Regions from separate parts of the Homo sapiens genome. Here region 1 is linked to region 2. Evidence: chromatin loops called from intact Hi-C (ENCODE). Cell type or tissue: PC-3. All regions are shown on one strand. Each heading gives the region's core, and the rest is flanking DNA. Links, peaks and the distances in the headings are about the cores only.

Evidence for each region. Peaks named below come from ENCODE experiments on the same cell type or tissue, not always from the same donor. Only the 100,000 strongest peaks of a DNase experiment are listed, where the experiment ranks them.
Region 1: a loop joins it to region 2, with 4 times the contacts of the local background. A loop is called at or near these places in 6 of 110 quality-filtered maps.

What each region holds. Positions count from the first base shown.
Region 1 is chrX:120,599,553-120,609,392 of GRCh38, reverse strand. MCTS1 (MCTS1 re-initiation and release factor) reads right to left here and starts at 5,292. Exons shown (of 6, transcript NM_014060.3): 1 at 5,146-5,292; 2 at 3,834-3,986; 3 at 3,217-3,314; 4 at 1,035-1,168. The coding sequence starts at 5,156. In PC-3, for the core only: no CTCF peak of the experiment used is centred there; a DNase peak (open chromatin) is centred at 5,422; H3K4me3 peaks cover 2,915 bases; H3K27ac peaks cover 1,801 bases.
Region 2 is chrX:120,508,171-120,518,010 of GRCh38, reverse strand. No RefSeq gene overlaps it. Among named protein-coding and RNA genes, the nearest start is that of LAMP2, 44 kb to the right of the region's middle. In PC-3, for the core only: a CTCF peak has its summit at 3,570 (motif pointing left); a DNase peak (open chromatin) is centred at 3,560.

The DNA of each region.
Region 1 (9,840 bases), core at 2,955-6,954, 90 kb before region 2:
TGACCAACATGGTGAAACCCTGTCTCTACTAAAAATACAAAAATGAGCCGGGCGTGGTAGTGGGTGCCTGTAACCTCAGCTACTCGAGGGGCTGAGGCAGGAGAATTGCTTGAACCCAGGAGGCAGATGTTGCAGTGAGACAAGATCGTGCCACTGCACTCCAGCTTGGACGACAGAGCGAGACTCCATCTCAAAAACTAAAATAAGATAAACACACTCTAAAAGTAGTTTCCCTATTCCCACCAAGTACCATTCCTTTTCTATACCCGAGGCAAATGGCTACTTTAGCTATGATAAAGGAGAAGATGTTCTCCTGTCCAGAATAGTCACAAAAATCTATTTAATCCAGAAAATAGCTGAAACAGCATGGTAGAAATGGAAATAATGCAGAATTATTCAGCTATGTCATGAGTTGAATCGATCTTTAAGGACCATCTGGGACTCTGACATTTCTCTTTGAGAAAACGTGCTCTGAGGCCCCCAAACTCAACTTTTCAAATAATTAATTTTCAAAATAAAAGTTGGAGGTTGCCAATATTTCCCACTATTCACTCCTAACACAAAATTGTTGCTTGGTAAGAGATACCTATACCTGGTGCCTAAATTCTTTTCCCTTTTGAGAGCTTTCACTCCAACGTATGTCAGTAAGTCAAAATGAACATTACAGTGGCAAGTTGATATCCAAAAAGCTGATCCAATTATATCATCTATATCCTTTCCCCTAGTAATCAAGAATTCCCTATTGTGTCCTAAGTCTGATAACAGTAGGCCCTGACTGGGCTGAAATGCAGCTGAGACTCTTCTGTAACTTGTTCTCATTTAACTTCTAAGAAACGACCTAAGATGAGATAATTTAGTAGCAACAAATAAAATTACTTTGTACAACTTCAAATGTAACCAGAAAGGCATGAGATAAGAGTAACAGTAACCTTCAAAAAAGTACATCTAATGTTCTCTTGGATGGTACACCTTTCGCAGTAATGATAAGAGCACAATGAATACATTTTTCAGCAGTTTTAGCCTGGGAAGGATACAACAATGGTATCTACTGCAGCAGGGTAAAGCTTAGCTCCAGGAGAAGTTAAGCCTGGACACATGATATTTGCTCCACTGAGTACAAATTTGATGGCTCCTTTATCAACCTGCTGGTGTGGCAGGATAAAAGGATCTGTAAGAAAAGATATACAATATATTAATAATAAGACTAATGACTCAACAGAAAAAGGCAAAGGATCTGAACAGTATTTCCCCAAATTAATCTGACAGATACAAAAGAAAACTCTGAAACACTATCATTTGTTTACCAAATTGGTAATCTTTTTTGTTTGTTTTTTTGAGACAGGGTCTTGCTCTGCCACCCAGGCTGGAGTACAGTGGAGCAATCAATACCTCACAATAACCTTGAACTCTTGGACTCATGCAATCTTCCCGCCTCAGCATCCCAAGTATTCTCCAAAAACCGTAATTTCAAAACTATGGTTTTTGGAGACTACTTAATATGCCCTGGGAAATTTTTGTGATATAATGTTAAGTGAAAAACGCAGAGTAAAAAAACGATTAAAAAGATCAGTGGTTACCTGGGGTTGGGGAAGTGGGGGGAGGAAGGATGAATAGGTGGAGCACAAAGGATGTTAGGCCAGTAAAACCATTCTGTATGATACTTTAACAGTAGATACTTGACATGTATTTGGGAAAAACCATAAAACTGTAGAATACAAAGAGTAAACCCTAATGTAAACTAAGGACTTGCGTTAATAATAATGTATCAATGCTGGTTCAATTGTTACAAATGTATCATTCCAAAACAAGATGTTATTCATAGGGGAATCTGAACTGGGGAGAGGGAACTCTATTCTTTCTGCTTACTTTTTCTGGAAACCTAAAACTGCTCTAAAAAATAAAAGCCTGTTAATTTAAAAAAAAACTACAAGGGGATGAGGAGAAGTTGGTTAAGGGGTATAAAAATACAGGTCGATAAGTTCTAGTATTCGAGAGTACAATAAGGAAATTATATTTAACAATGATTTACTCTATATTTCAAAATAGCTAGAAGAATTGTAATCTTCTCAACACAAAGATAAACGTTTGAGGTGACAGATACCCTAATTACCCTGATTTGATCATTACACGCTGTATAAAGGTATCAAATATCACATGTACCCCTAAAATATGTACAACTATTATAAATATATATAGGTGGTGGGGGATACAGGCACCACAACAGCAGACAATGTACAGCTATGACGTATCAATTTTTAAAAACTATGTAACAGAGAGCCCAATTTTAAAAAAAAATGCATTTACACACATCACAGGAAATACCTGGACGGAAGGACACTTAGTCAATGCTTTCCCATATATAGACTTTTCTCTATTAGGCAAATAGATACAAATATAAAAGATGAAAATGCTCACAATGCTTATCACAGTTTGTAAATACATATTTGCGTAATTATCTAATTGTTGTTTATTCTCCAAACTAGACTATTAGTTTCTTAAGGACAGAGACAATGTCTTTGCTTCCCATTGTATTCTCAGCACCTAGCTGAATGCCTAGCACATAGTAAGTTCAATAAATATTTGTCTTTTTTTTTTTTTTTTTTTTTTTGAGACTAAGTCTCGCTCTTGTTCCCCAGGCTAGAGTGCAATGGCGTGATCTCTGCTCACTGCAACCTCCGCCTCGCGGGTTGAAGTGATTCTCCTGCCTCAGCCTCCCGAGTAGCTGGGATTACAGGCACCTGTGACCACGCCCGGCTAACTTTTGTATGTTTAGTAGAGACGGGGTTTCACCATGTTGGCCAGGCTGGTCTCGAACTCCTGATCTCAGGTGATCCACCCGCCTTGGCCTCCCAAAGTGCTGGGATTACAGGCGTGAGCCTCCGTGCCCGGCAATAAATATTTGTTGAATGAATTAATAAATGATCTTTCTTGGGCTTTCTGGAATGCATGAGAGAATCTGCATTTTTCAGATTTACCACAAGATGGGCATTCATTTTAGTTTTACATCCATTATTACCTAGTACTAATAAATAATGAGTCAATTATCAGAAGTCACTCTAAACTCTTTTTGTGTCTTTCAGTATTCCCAAATGCATATTTCTGTTTTTCTCCCCCAGCAGTGTCTTATCTGATTAAATGCATATTTCTTACAAGACTTTACATTTGAATATTGCAATAGGAGTAAAATTTCAAAAAATAAAAATAAAAAAACCTTACATTTGTGAAGTAATCTTAGGGTTGGATAAAAAGGCCCTTCTCTTTGTCTAAAAAAGAGTAATTCTCCATTTACTGTAAGGATTTCTATATGTTCATGGCTGTAAGACAAATGTCACAAAGTACCAAGTTAGATATTTTCTTTCAAAAATTCACAATATAAAACACGCATATACAGTGATAAACTTTCTTAAAAAGTCAGTAAAAATCCTGGCCAAAAAATATTGTTTACATTGTTTTTCCTATCATGCAAGTCCAGTAGAGAAAAAAAGAAAAATATTACCTGCTACAACCAATTTTATTTCACATTTTATTAATTCCATTGTTAGGTAATTCAATAAAACAATTCTCTAAACAACAAACTGAAATAAATTAAATCCAACTCTGAACTAAAACATTTAACTCTTTACTAGAACAATCAATACACAAAGCCACATTTTTTCAGGGACATAGAAAATCTTTGAAAATACAAATATTGGAGTTTTAGAGTTATTCTGTGTCTACCCCATTATTAATCTATCAATAGTTAATCTGAAAATAATTCCATTTAGTATGAGTGCAATCTAATCATTAAATATTCAGCTATACCGAGCTTTACACAGACAAAAACAAAGACTTACCATCGGACTATTTTGACAGGATCTTTCTTAGGCATGATTTGATTAAGCCATGGTTCAATACCTGGAAATTGCTCTATCAATTGATTCTTAATACCCTTAATAACTGAAGTTTTCAACTGGATGCAGTTGGACACATTTTCTTTTTCATCAAATCTGCCAAGTAATTTTTGCAAGAAAAGAAAAGGCATTTCTAAGTAGAGGTATCAGAATACCTAAAGGTACTGTTCTAATTAGTCATTTATTCCCAACCAAGTATTTAGATACTTAATTATGAAATAAATTGTTCTTTTAAAAAAAAATACCATCTCCCTTTTACTCTGTCCAGCACAAAACCAATGTCTTAATACAATATTGAAATAAACTGTCAAGTATACAGCAATTAGCTGGGGTTAGGGGGAGGAATATGAGACATACTTTGCACCATAATCTGTAATTAGCTACACAAATGCCTTTCCTGGAAAATCTTATTCAATTCTACCCAGGAAGAAACACAGGCTCCCACCAATAATAAAACCTGAGATCAGAAAACAAAACCCTCAATTCTTGAGATACAAAAGACCAACCCAAGCATAACATAGAAAATCGGCCCCTGCTAGGCTATGTAATCTGCTGAGATTTTTTTTAAGTGATGATAATAATGATTTCTAAGATCCCTATTCGTTTTTGCTCAAAATTTCATGCACAAAACCCACCTTCCTTTGCCCATGTTCCCCCTTTGCTTTTTGCGTCTACCAAATCTGGAAGGCAAACCCACTAGTAGGTTCCCAAGGAATTTTTGTCTTCCTTACACTGAATAGCCTATGGGGCAATCGTTATTTTCAAGGCAAGGTTAATCTGGCAGCTAGGCAATAGGCATGACAGGCCGCTTGCTTCCTGTCACCCAGACTCCTTCACTCCCATGACCCAGGAAGTCAAGCCTTCCTTTATTCAGTTCATAACTAATAAACATATGGCAGTGAGCGCAGGGCTCCCCTCTCAGCTACAGAGAATATGCCTCTAAATCACAGTGCACGGATGTGATTGGTAGAACCCTAGGAATGGAGACAGAATTGGGGGAGGGGGCAAAAGAGAAAGAGGGGTAAGGAGAAAAAACAATGGGAGTGGAGGGACTGAAACCCAATTAAGGACTACGGATGGAAAGCTTAAAGAAGTGTTCAAGTTGGGAGTGAGAGCATAGTACTATAGAAAACCTTAGGGAGTCAGGATGGCAGGGGCGGGGGAGAGAGAAAGAGGATCTTAGCTCTCGCCCTCTTCCCCACCCCCACCCCACCGCCTTTGTGAGCAGCCGATGGAGGCCACAGCATGTCCTTACTTCTTGAACATGATCCAAGGTGAAGGGGGCGACGATAGGGAAGGGCCCGGAATGGGAAAGAAATTGAATTTGCAGGGGTCCGGCAGATCCCCTCACACGAGGAAGGCCGGCACTGACAGTCGGAGCTGTAGTCGTTATCCGGAAAACGAGAGCCAGCCGCGCTTTACGGCTCTCAGTCAAATCTGACTACTTCCGCTCCTCTGGACTCCACGTAGGCGCTTTTGCCGGCTCCTTTTAGGCAACCGGTTCCTCAGCAGTTGGAGGTAGCTGAAAGGGCGGGACTTGAGAGGGAAGAAGTGATAGAGCAATTGCAGGAAGAGAAGAATGGAGGGGGCGGAGAATCAATCAAAGTAGCATTTATGGCACTTGCGTCAGTTACGGGTTCCTCAAAGGGTCAAGATTCTTCCGTGCTTCGTTGCTACCTATCGTCAAAGTAAACGATTTTTTTAGAGGGAATGGTTTCTGTCCTGTCTGAGGCAACCGAATGGATTGGTGCTTACCTACCAGCATGAATCCAGGCAACCCTCATGGCTTCATGTTAAAGTGCTGGTAGGATTGCCAGGTTTAGCAAATGAAAATACAGGATGCCTATTTAAATTTGCATTTCAGGTAAACAATGAATATTTGTTTTAGTGTAAGTATACCTCATTAATATTTTGGATATACTTACACTAAAAATATACAGCGCTTGTTTAGCTGAATTTAATTGAGCATCCTGTTTTTTATCTTATAACCTTATTCACTGGCAACCGTACGATGCTCCCAAAGTTTTTTGCGGGTTTTTATTGAGACAGGGCCTCACTCTTGCCCAGGCTTGAATGCGGTGGTGCTATCATGGCTCACTTGCAGCCTCTACCTCCTTGGCTCAAGGGATCTTCCCACTTCAGCCTCCCAAGTAGCATGGACTACAGGCACACACCATCATGCCCGGTTAATTTTTTTATTTTTATTATTATTATTATTATTGTAGAGACGGGGTCTATGTTGCTCAGGCTGGTTGCAAAGTCCTGGGCTCAAGCAGTCCTCCCACCTTGGCATCCCAAAGTGCTGGGGTTACAAGCGTGAATGACTGTGCTCCCGTAGAATAATTCCCATAGAATTATTACAGAAGGTAATCTGATTTAAGAGATAATAGCTAAAGAGACATGTTTTACTTATGTAATTTTTTTAAAAATAAAGCTGATAGAGAAACAAAATTATGCCAATCAAGAGTTTCACTTTGTTTTTTGTTTTAGAGACAGCATCTCACTCTGTCACCTAGGCTGGAGTGCAGTGGCATGATCACGGTTCATTGGAGTTGCAACTTCCCAGGCTCAAGTGACCCTCCCGCCTCAGCCTCCGGAGTAGTTGGTACTACAGGCATGCACTACCACACCTGGCGAATTTTAATTTTTTGTAGAGACAGGCAGGGTCTCACTAAGTTGCCCAGACTGATCTTGAACTCCTGGCCTCGAGCAATTCCCCGAACTCAGCCTCCCGAAGTGTTGGGATTACAGCCATGAGCTACTGTGCCTGGCCTAATCAAGGGTTTTGATCAGCCAAGAAATCATGGAAAAATTTAAAAACCTGAAAAGGCCCTACGCAGGAGGTGGGGTGGGTAGGCACTGACATCCAAAACAAATACACCAGTCTCCCCAGGGAGTAAATACTCTAGTCCATATTGAGGAGACGGGCCATTAGAGCAATTATAGCAAACAGTACTATGCATTTAAATGATCCAACTAACACCTTGTCTTAATTCTATGGTATGAACAATATTCTGATTATAATTTGGCTTCCCATGAAGATCTGCCCACAGGGAAAGAATTAGCTACGTTCCAATCAAATCTGCATGAACAATTATGTTTGCATTTGTAAATTAATAAATTGGCATTCTGGTTTATACAACACTCTCTTGTGAACATCCTTAGTGAGAATCCACATTCCCAGCATCCATCAACTCTGCAACATTTAGAATATTGACATTATGAACATGTGAAACTGATGTCCAGACCCCAAGCTGTGGTGACTGCCACACTGGCAGGATTATTTTTTTTTAATTTTTATGGGTACCTAGTAGGTGTATAAATTTATGGGGTATATGAGATGTACAGGCATGCAATGTGAAATAAGCACATCATAGAAAACGGGGCGTCCATCCCCTCAAGTATTTATCCTTTGAGTTACAAACAATTCAATTATGCTCTTTAACTTATTTTAAAATATACAATTAGGTTATTATTGACTATAGTCACAGTACTAGTTCATTCTCACACTGCTAGAATACCTGAGTCTGTGTAATTTATAAAGTAAAGAAGTTTAATTGACTCACAGTTCTGCATGGCTGGAGAGGGCTCAGGAAACTTACAATCATGGCAGAAGGGGAAGCAAACACATCCTTCTTCACAAGGTGGCAGGAGAAAGAAGTGTGTGGAGCAAAGGGTGAAGAGCCCCTTATAAAACTATTAGATCTCGTGAGCACTCACTCACTATCACAAGAACAGCATGCAGAAAGCCACCCCCATGATCCAATCACCTCCCACCAGGTCTCTCCCCAGACATGTGGGGATTATGCAGATTACAATTCAAGATGAGATTTGGGGGGGACACATCCAAACCATGTAAGTCACCCTATTTTGCTATCACATAGAAGGTCTTAGTCATTCTTTCTGTTTTTAATACCTATTAGCCAACCCCACCTCCACTACCCAACCCCCCACTACCCAACCCCCCACTATCCTTCCCAGCACCTGGTAACCATCCTTCTATTCTGTGTGTCCATGAGTTCAATTGATTTGATTTTTAGATCCCACAAATAAGTGAGAACATGTGACGTTAGTCTTTCAGGGCCTGGGTTATTTCACTTAACATAGTCAACTCCAGTTCCATCCATGTGATTGCAAATGACAGGATCTCATTTTTTTATGGCTGAATAGTACTCCATTGTGTATCTGTACCACATTTTCTTTATCCAAACATCTGTTGATGGACACTTAGGTTACTTCCAAATCTTAGCTGTTGTAAACACCGCTGTAAGAAACATAGGAGTGCAGATATTTCTCTGATATACTCATTTCCTTTCTTTTTGGGTAGATACCCAGGAGTAGGATTGCTGGATCATATGGTAGCTCAATTTTTAGCTTTCTGAGGAACCTCCAAACTGTGCTCCATAGTGGTTGTACTAATTTACATTCCCACCAACAGTGTACAAGTGTTCCCTTTTGTCCACATCTTCACCAGCATTTGTTATTACCTGTCTTTGGATATAAGCCATTTTAACTGGGGTGAGATGATATCTTGTAGTTTTGATTTGCATTTCTCTCATGACCAATGATGCTGAGCAACTTTTCTTTTGCCTGTTTGCCATTTGTGTGTCATCTTTTGAGAAATGTCTATTCAAATATTTTGCCAATTTCTTGATTGTATTATTAGATTTTTTCCTATAGAGTTGTTTGAACTCCTTATATATTCTGGTTGTTAATCACTGGTCAGATGGGTAGTTTGCAAATATTTTCTCCCATTCCATGGGTTGTCTTTTCACTTTGGTGATTGTATCCTTTGCTGTGCAGAAGCTTTTTAACTTTATGCAATGCAGTTTGCCCATGTTTGCTTTGGTTGTCTGTACTTGTTGGGTATTGCTCAAGAAGTCGTTGCCCAGACCAATGTTGTGGAGATTTTCCCCAATGTTTTCTTGCAGTAGTTTCATGGTTTGAGGTCTTAGATTTAAGTCTTTAATCCATTTTGAATTGACTTTTTTATATGTCAAGAGAGAGTCTCGCTCTGTTGCCCAGGCTGGAGTGCAGTGGCGCGATCTAAGCTCCCTGCACCCTCTGCTTCCCGGGTTCAAGAAATTCTCCTGCCTCAGCCTCCTGAGTAGCTAGGATTACAGGCGTGTGCCACCATGCCCAGCTAATTTTTTTTTTGTATTTTTAATAGAGATGGTGTTTCACCATATTGGCCAGGCTGGTCTCAAACTCCTGACCTAGTGATCTGCCCACCTTGGACTCCCAATGTGCTCAGATTATAGGTGTGAGCCACCGTGCCCGGCCAGTGTATTTTACTTTTCATTATAGAGACCTTTCACTTCTTATAGTTCAGTCAATTCCTAGGTATTTAATTTTACATGTGGCTATTGTAAATGAGATTATTTTTTAAATTTCTTTTTCAGATTGTTCACTGTTGGCATATAGAAATGCTACTAATTTTTGCATTTTGATTGTGTATCCTACAATTCTAATGAATTTATCAGTTCTAATAGTTTTCTCATGGAGTCTAGTTTATTCTAAATATAAGATCATATCATCAACGAACAAGGATAATTTGACTTCTTCTTTTCCAAATTGGATGCCCTTTGTATCTCTCTCTTGTCTGACTGCTCTAACTAGCACTTTCAGAATAACAGTGATGACAGTGGGCATCCTGTCATGTTCTGGATCTTAGAGGAAAGGCTTTAAGTTTTTCCCCCTTCAGTATAATACTAGGTGCAGGTCTATCGTATATGACTTTTGTTATGTTAAGGTATGTTTTTTCTATCCCCGGATATTGAGGGTTTCTATCATGAGGAAATGTTGAATTTTATCAAATGCTTTTTCAGCATCAACTGAAATGAAAGGTTTTTATTTCAAACTGAAACTGAAGGTTTTTATCCTTCATTCTGTTGACAGGCTGTATCACATTGATTGGTTTGTGTATATTGAGCCATCCTTGAATCCCAGG
Region 2 (9,840 bases), core at 1,923-5,922:
ATATTGATCTGTACTATTCTTGCAGTATCTTTATCCAGCTTTAGTATCGGAGTAATGCTAGTGTTATACAATGAACTATCAAGTATTTGGTCTTCTGTTTTTTGGAAGACTTTCAGAAGGATTGGTGTTCATTCTTCTTTAACAGAATTCACCAGTGTGAAAGTCAGAGGATGATGAAAAAAAAAAGAGAATTCACTAGTGAAGCTGTCTGGTACCAGGCTTTTCTTTTGGGGGATGTTTTCGATTATTTAGTATCCTACAGGTCTGTTCAGATTTTCTATTTCTTTTTGCATCAGTTTTAGGTCATTTGTATATTTCTAGGAATTTGTATTTTTTTGTTTGTTTGTTTTTTTCGTGTCTTTTTTTTTTTTTTTGAGATGGAGTTTCGCTCTTTTCGCCCAGGCTGGAGTGCAGTGGTGTGATCTCGGCTCACTGCAACCTCTGCCTCCTGGGTTTAAGAGATTCTCCTTCCTCAGCCTCCAGAGTAGCTGGGACTATAGGCGCACACCACCACGCCCAGCTAATTTTTGTATTTTTAGTAGAGACGGGGTTTTACCATGTTAGCCAAGATGTTCTCGATCTCCTGACCTTGTGATCCACTTGCCTCGATTTTCTCTTAGATATCTAATTTGTTGGCATACAATTGTCGATAGCAATCCTCTTTTCTTTTTTTGAGACAGGGTCTCACTCTTGTCACCCAGGCTGGAGTGCAGTGGCACGATGATAGCTGACTGCAGCCTAGATCTCCCAGGTTCAGGCAGTTCTCCTACTTCAGCATCCCAGGTAGCTGGGACCACAGGCATTCACTACCACACCTAACTAGTTTTTTTTTTTTAATTTTTTTGTAGAGATGGGGTCTTGTTGTATTGCCCAGGCTGGTCTCAAACTCTTAAGCAATCCTCTCACCTCGGCCTCCCAAAGTGCTGGTATTACAGGCGTGAGCCATTGTGCCCAGCCTCATGGCAATCTTTTATCATCCTTTTTAATTCTGCAAGATCAGTAGTAATATCCCACTTTCATTTCTGATTTTAGTAACTTGAGTCTATTCTATGTTTTTCTTTTTTTTTTTTTTTTTTTTTGAGACGGTATCACCCTGTTGCCCAGGCTGGAGTGCAGTGGCACAGTCACAGCTCACTGCAGCCTAAACTCCTGGGCTTCAGCGATCTTTCTGAGTAGCTGGGACTACAGGTGCATGCCACCACACCCAGCTAATTTTTTAAAAATTTTTGCAGAGATTGGGTCTCCCTATGTTGCCCAGGCTAGTCTTGAACTCCTGGCCTGAAGCAATCTTTCCATCTTGGTCTTCCGAATTTCTGGGATTACAGGCGAGAGCCATCATACCTGGTCTATTAGTGATTTCTAATTTTACTCCATGTGGCCAGAGAAGATAGTATATGATTTCAGTCTTGTTAAATCTATTGAGAGTTGTGTGGCCTAACGTGATTTATCCTGGAGAATGTTTCATGTGGAGTTGAGAAGAATGTGTATTCTACTGTTTTGTGTGGAATGTTCTGTATATGTCTACCGAGCCAAGTAGGTTTGTAGTGTTGTTCAGTTTTTCTATTTCCTTATTGATCTTCTGTCTAGTATTATCCATTATTGAAAGTGGGGTATTGAAGTCTTCAACCATTATTGTAGAACTGTCTATTTCTGCCTTCAATTCTACCAGTTTTTACTTCATATATAGTGGGACTGTTAGGTATGTCTGTTTATGATTATTAATACCTTACCCCTATATCAATATATATTATTGTTGTCTCTTGTAATAATACACTTTTTTACTTAAAAGTCTATTTTATCTGACATTAGTGGAGCAACCCTAGCCCTCTTTTGGTTTGGTTTGCTTGCAATGTCTTTTTCCATCCTTTCTCTTTCAACTTGTTTGTGTCTAGAACCTAAAGTGAGTTTCTTGTCGACAATTTATAGTTAGATCTTGGTTTTAAATCCATTCTGCCAATCTCTGACTTTTGAAATTGGAGAGTTTAATTTTTTTACATCTAAAATAATTACTGATGAGGAAGGACTTCTGTCATTTTGCTATTTGTTTTCTATGTATCATATTTTTTTTGTTCCTTAATCCTTTATTACTGCCGTCTCTTGTGTGTGTTTCTTTTTAAATTCATGGGTTTTTTGTTCACTGCTGTACTTGATATATATGAAGTAACAAATACTGCATTTTTACTTATATATTTATTCTTGGTTGAATTAATTTTATAATCATAAACATCTAGTAGAAATAACATAAGCTTACTCGACTAGTAAACTCAGAATAAAAGTTGTGTGTCTGCATTATATTTAATGCTGATGCTGACAACTCTGAAGGCATTTTCTTTTCTTTTTTTTTTTTTTAACTAAACCAACAGTATTATTTACCAAAGATTACCAGTCAAGTGAACTTGAAAAGCATTTGGGTTAGTTCTTCTGTTTTCTAAGAGAATACTTAATTTATGTAAGTTTCTCTTTCTGTCCTTTTTTTTTTTTCTTGAGACAGTCTTGCTCTGTCGCCCAGGCTGGAGTGCAATGGCGCTATCTTGGTTCACTGCAACCTCCGCCTCCTGGGCTCAAGCAATTCTCCTGCCTCAGCCTCCCGAGTAGCTGTGATCATAGGCACATGCCACCATACCTGGCTAATATTTGTATTTTTTGTAGAGATGGGGTTTCGCCATGTTGCCCAGCCTGGTCTTGAACTCCTGAGCTCAGGTGATCTGTCTGCCTCGGCCTCTCAAACTGCTGGGATTACAGGCGTGAGCCACCATGCTCGGCATTTTTTTTTTTTTTTTTTTGGACACGTGGTCTCTGTTACTTATACTGGAGTGCGATGGCAGGATCATAGCTCACTGCAGCCTGGAACTCCTGGGCTCAAGCAATTCTCCTGCCTCAGCCTCCTAAGTAGCTAGGACTACATGCACAAGCCACTATGGCTAGCTAATTTTTAAATTTTCTTTTGTAGAGACGAGGATCTCGTTATGTTGCTGAGGGTGACCTTAAGCAATCCTCCTGCCTGGGCCTCCCAAAGTTCTAAGATTACAAGCCTAAGCACCACACTCAGCCAGGTTTATTTTTCTTAAAGCCAGTGAAGTAGACCTTGTTTACAAACTACATAATACCATGGGGATAGAAAAATGTCATATCTACAGAGACATACATAAACATACAGATACAAACAGATTTTACAGCTTTCATTTAAAAATTTTAGCCATGTATCAGGTACAATAATATGAAACTCACTCGTTTGTAAGAGAATAGCTGTATCTAAATTGTGTTTCTAGCAGATAGAGTAAGTTAAGGTTACCTACTCAGATGGCTAAAGGTTTTTACAAGTATTTGTGGAAAAGACAAGATTCTTCATTTGCCCAATTTCCAAACAGCTCCTTTTTTTTCCTTCAGGTGAGAGTCATCTCCTTGAGATTTTCATTTCAAAAGAGATAGCCCTCAGGCCCTAGAGAAGAAATTTTACATCTCAAAGACACAGAGAAAGGATGAAAGTTCTCTCCTAGGAGTTTTGTAGCATATTTGCCTATTTCCAGAGGTCAGTCATGAGGCTGTGGACTAAAATGTAGGTGACTGAGGAGACACCTAGTGGTTGTCTATCTCCAAAGCCCATCGGAGTGGATGAAATATCCAGTCTATTTCTAACTAGCCTTCCTTTTCTTTTTAGCCTCATGTAATTGCTTTTGGATGTCCCTAAGTCTCTTGAGAGCCAGAGTTCTACAGTTCAAGAGACTAAGGGGCTGGAGTGGGAAGGTAAAAGGTCTCACAGTAGTGGACAGAAGGATGGAGGAGGTAGGGGCTTGGAGGGGGAACAGATCAAGGTTCAAAGAAACTGAATTAAAGATCGAAAGTGGCAGAAGGAGGAGCAGAAGCAACGGGGAGGAAGAGGTCTTAGCACCAGTTTGGGGAGATCTTAAGTTTTCTGAAGAAGCCAATGAAGTTTCAAGTTATTAGCAAAATTGTGTCAACGAAAAGGAGGTGGCCAGAGTTGGCAGAGCATATAGTTTGCAGGATTTTGAGAAAGGAATTTCAGTTGACTGAGGTTTCCATGGAAGGAACAGGATCAAAAAGAATAGAGAATATTCCTGGCAGAATTGAACTCCTTTTTTTTTCTTTTAAACCAAAGGTGTAATCATAATATGTTTCTTGCCCAATGTACACAGCAAATCAATATGCTGAGATGCTGGGTTACAGCAGAGAAAGAGGTTTTTGTTTTTTGTTTTTGAGACGGAGTCTCGCTCCGTCACCCAGGCTGGAGTACAGTGGCACAATCTCGGCTTACTGCAGCCCATGCCTCCCAGGTTCAAGCAATTCTCCTGCCTCAGCCTCCCGAGTAGCTGGGATTACAGGCGCGTTACCACCACGCCCAGCTAATTTTTTTATTTTTAGTAGAGACGGGGTATCACCATGTTGGCCAGGCTGGTCTCAAACTCCTGACCTACAGTGATCTACCTGCCTCAGCCTCCCAAAGTGCTGGGATTACAAGCATGAGCCACTGCGCCCGGCCGAGAAAGAAGTTTAATGGTAGGATAATTAAAGAGATGGGAGGAAACCTCAAATCTATCTCCCCAAGGAATTTGAGGTTAGGGTTTTAAAGGGTTTTGGAGTGGGCCAAAGTGTGGAGATTGTTGATTGGTTGAAGAGTGCAGGATGAAGTCATAGGACTTGGAGATGAAGAAACTGTATTCTTGGCCAGGTTGATGCCTATAATCCCAACACTTTGGGAGCCCAAGGCAGGAGGATTGCTTGAGGGAAGTAGTTCAAGACCAGCCTGGCTAACATAGGGAGACCCCATCTCTACAAAAAATTTTTTAAAATTAGCTGGGTGTAGTGGTATCTACCTGTAGCCCCAGCTACTAAGGAGGCTGAGGCTGGAGGATTACTTAAGCCCAGGAGTTTGAGGCTTTAGTGAGCTATGATTGTGCCACTTCACTCCAGCCTGGCTGAGGAGCAAGACTCTATCTTAAAAAAAGAAACAAGTATATTCTTGTGCTGATTTGGTTCCTCTCTGAGGGTCTTGAAACTGGTTGGCTTCAGCCTTTCCACTAGAATTCAGGATCCTGAGAATATCTTAAGCAGTCTTTAAACGAAAGCCTTATAATTCCAATGTCAGAGATCCTATCTATAGGAACAATGGGAATGCAAATAGTCAGTATCTAGTACTACATGACTTTCAGCAAAAGGAAAGTGGGCCAAAGGGCAGCCTGATTAATTTTTAACTATATTTCTGTCCAGAACCTGGCATGCAATTCATGTCACCCCACTGGGGATATTTTCAGAGTTATATTTATCGAGTGACTTGACCAAAACCAATAAGCCCTTAATGGCTTAACTGTGGGTATAAGGGGTGTCTTCATAGAGGGTGCAAAGATACAGCCCTCCCCCCAACTGCCAAGATCCAGAACCACTCCCAGAGATAGCCAAAAGACAGAGAATCCTCTGAGAGCTGGCAACAGTTGGTAGGACCCTAGATACAAGTAGGGTGCAACCCCCATTTCTGTCCGGCCATATTATTGGGGGCTGCCAACCTTTCAGTTGGCTGCCTGCAAATACAGGCTTGATAACCTGTGTGCCCGGACAGGTAGAAAGCCAAGCTAAGCTTTCAGGACACGAGACCAACAGGAAAGCAAAAGCTGTCTCTGAGAGGGAAAGGATCAAGCCAGAGTCATAATCCAAAAAAATCAATTGGTACAGATGTTTTCCTCCTGCTAATCAAAGTTAGAAAGTAAGGAGCAAAGAAAAGTGTTTGCCTTCCTCTTCTCTACTAGGTGCTACAGACAGATCCAGGAGAGTTGACTTTGGTAAGAATTCTTACCCTTAGCCAGCTTCTGTCAGTTTCCCCGGGATCTCATTGGCAGGTTCCAGAGTGAGCAGGGTACCCCAGAGATCCTATCCTCATCACCAGAAACTCTAGGGGAGGAAAGATAATTTTCTCTCTACCCTTCATAGTTGTTAATTGTGATGGACTCCTGTAACAAAAGATAGATTCACAAGAGAAAAACAGTTTAATAGCTTGTACAGCAGTCCCCCCTTATCTGAGGAGAGTATGTTCCAAGACCCCTGGTAGATGCCTGAAATCACGGATAGTACCAGACCCTATATATACATTTTTTCCTATACATACCTATACTTCATTTATAAATTAGACACAGTAGGAGATTAACAACAATAAAATAGGACAATTGTAACAATTTGCTAGCATTACTACTCTTGTGCTTTGGGGCCATTGTTAATTAAAACAAAGATTACTTGAACAGAAGCACTGCAGTACTGCAACAGTTGATCTGATAACCAAGATGGCTACTAAGTGACTAATGGGTGGTATATACAGTATGGATGTGCTGGGCAAAGGAATGATTTGCATCTTGGGTGGGATGGAGCAGGACGGCATGAGATTCCATCATGCTATTCAGAATGGCATGCAATTTGAAAGTTAGGAATTGTTTATTTCTGGAATTTTCCATGTAATATTCTTGGACCATGTTGACCACAGGTAACTGTACCCAGGGAAAACAAAACTGCTTATAAGGGGGGACTATTATATGCCTCATGTATACATCCAACCAGGGAAGGATGAGTAAATCTCCCCTTCTGTTGTATTTGATTGATTTTTTTTTGTAGTATACCGTTTTGATTCTCTTCTCATTTCCTTTTATGCATATCTTTTTTTTAAATAGAAGCAAAGTATCACTGTGTTACCCAGGCTAGACTAGAGCTCCTGGGTTCAAGTGATCCTCCCTCCTCAGCCTCCTGAGTAGCTGGGAGTATAGGTGCACGCCACCTCGCCTGGCTTATTTTCATATATATATCTTTTAGGGTTTTTTTCTTAGTGGTTACCCTGGGGATTATGATGGGCATCTTAAGTTTACAACTAACTAGTATGAATTAATACTAATTTAGCTTCAATAGTATATATAAAAACTGCTTCTATACAGCTCTACCTCTCCTCCTTTATGTAGTTATTGTCCCAAAGTACATCTTTATATATTGTGTGCCTATTTAGAGATGAAATCTTTCTCAGATTTCTTAGTCTGAAATAGCCAATGAGACATTCTTAAGTTGAAAGCAATATAAATATTGGCACGAGTTGCTTTTAGATATTCAATTGTTTTGTGTTAATTTAAAAATCCCTTCTGTGCATAAACGCATTTTCTTTTCATTAACTATATGTCAGAAGTTTGTTTCGTTGGTTTGTTTTTGTTTGAGACAGAGTTTCACTCTGTCACCCAGGCTGGAGTGAAGTGGCGTGATCTTGCCTCACTGCAACCTCCATCTCCTGGATTCAAGCTATTCTCCTGTCTCAGTCACCCGAGTAGCTGGGATTACAGGCATGCGCCACCACGCCTGGCTAATTTTTGTATTTTTGGTAGAGACGGTTTCACCATGTTGACCAGGCTGGTCTCGAACTACTGACCTCAAGTGATCTGCCCGCCTCGGCCTCCAAAAGTGATGGGATTATAGGCGTGAGCCACCGCGCCCAGCCTATGTGTCAGAAGTTATTTTTTTAAACATTTGGCAGATAGAATTTTTTATTAAGTACAAAGAAATTTTTCCTTTGTTGATTTGTTTAAATCATTGGTGTGTGAATATCTTGTGAAAGCATTTTAAAAAGTGGTCATAAGATTCTTCAGGCCGGGCGCGGTGGCTCACGCCTGTAATCCCAGCAGTTTAGGAGGCCGAGGTGGGCGGATCACCAGGTCAGGAGTTCAAGACCAGCCTTGCCAACATAGTGAAACCCCGTCTCTACTAAAAATACAAAAATTAGCTAGGCATGGTGGCGTGTGCCTATAGTCCCAGCTACTCGGGAGACTGAGGCAGGAGAATCGCTTGAATCCGGGAGGCGGAGGTTGCAGTAAGCTGAGATCATGCCACTGCATTCCAGCTTGGGTGACAGTGTGAGACTTCTTATTAAAAAAAAAATTATTTGTAATGGTTAACATTATACCTAAAAGGGCAGTATGGAATTTGCTGGATTTTTAAAAGATAACACAAGTGAGAAGCAAAGACAAATTTTCTTAGAATCAGGCCTACATAATGAATTAGACTTCTGTCCTAAAACACAAGCAGCAATTCAGACTATGGAATTAGCATCTTTCAAAGGTTTATTTCTAATTCCTCTTTGAGTTAAGGATTATGAGGCAGAAAGATAACTGTATAAGCATTTTCCTCTTTATCTTTCAAACATATTAAATTTTTAACATAATTTATATAATGTTCAGGAATTTCAAGTATCCTACTTAATATGGTTTTTTTTTTTTTTTTTTTTTTGAGACGGAGTCTCGCTCTGTCGCCCAGGCTGGAGTGCAGTGGCGCGATCTCGGCTCACTGCAAGCTCTGCCTCCCGGGTTCACGCCATTCTCCTGCCTCAGCCTCCCAAGTAGCTGGGACTACAGGCGCCCGCCACTACGCCCGGCTAATTTTTTGTATTTTTAGTAGAGACGGGGTTTCACCGTTTTAGCCGGGATGGTCTCGATCTCCTGACCTCGTGATCCACCCGCCTCGGCCTCCCAAAGTGCTGGGATTACAGGCGTGAGCCACCGCGCCCGGCCCTTAATATGGTTTTGCATGTGATTGTTTAAGAGGAAATTAGATATAAACAGGTCAAATGTTTTAACCAAAGATAAGAGTAGTATGAAAACCTCAAGCCTCTTTGAATGCATGAGGCCTCTATTAGCCTTTTCACCCTACTCTCGTGTAGGAACTAATAAATGGAGAGTCACTTCCTTTGCAATTAAAAGGAACAAGAAAAGATTATTTCAAACCAGTATATATAATTCCTACCTAAAACAGATCACTAGATTCTGTCATCTAGGAATGAGTATTTTGGGCATATCAGGCTCTAGTATACACTAGAACATTCTGCTAATTTAATTTCTAATTTATTGTTCTAAAGCACGTCATTAAAATGTACTTTTTATTTTATTTTATTTTTTTGAGACAGAGTCTCGCTCTGTCACCCAGGCTGGAGTGCAGTGGCACCATCTCGGCTCACTGCAACCTCCACCTCCTGGGTTCAATCGATTCCCCTGCCTCAGCCTCCCGAGTAGCTGGGATTACAGGGGCCTGCCACCACACCTGGCTAATTTTTGCATTTTTAGTAGAGATGGGGTTTCACCATGTTGGCCAGGCTGGTCTCGAACTCCAGACTTCAAGTGGTCTGCCCACCTCAGCCTCCCAGACTGCTGGGATTACAGGCATGAGCCACTGCGCCTGGCCTAAAATGTGCTTTTTAGAAGAAAGGAGTGGGATGCAAGAAGCAATGATGACCAAAGTAATTGATGAAATATATTCATATACCTAAATAAGTATTGACTAAAAATAAAAATTACTGATTTTGTTGGGGAAGATTACAATAAGAGTAGCACTAAAATACTAGACAAGCTAACATGGAAGATGGAAGGTAAAAGTTTGGAGTTAAAATGTATTAAGATCTTTGTTTTATTCAAAAGGGGAATAAAGTATATACTAACTTTGGACTGTATGCATATTAAAATTTAAGGGTACCGAGAAATGTCACCCCTAGGTATTTTCCAAGAGGAATGAAAACTAATTCTCACACAAAAGACTGTATGTAAATGTTTATGGTAGTTTTATTTATAATTGCCAAAAACCTGAAACAACCCAAATGTCCTTCAACTGCTGAATGGGTAAATAATGGTACATCTGTGTAATGGAATACTACTACTCAGCAATATACAGGAATGAACTATTGATACATTCAACAACACAAATAAATCTGCAGTTCATTATTTTAAGTGAAAGAAGCCAAAGTCAAAAGGCTACATAAGGTATAATTCCTACATTACATTATGCAAAAGGCAAAACTAACAGTGGAAAACAGATCAGTAA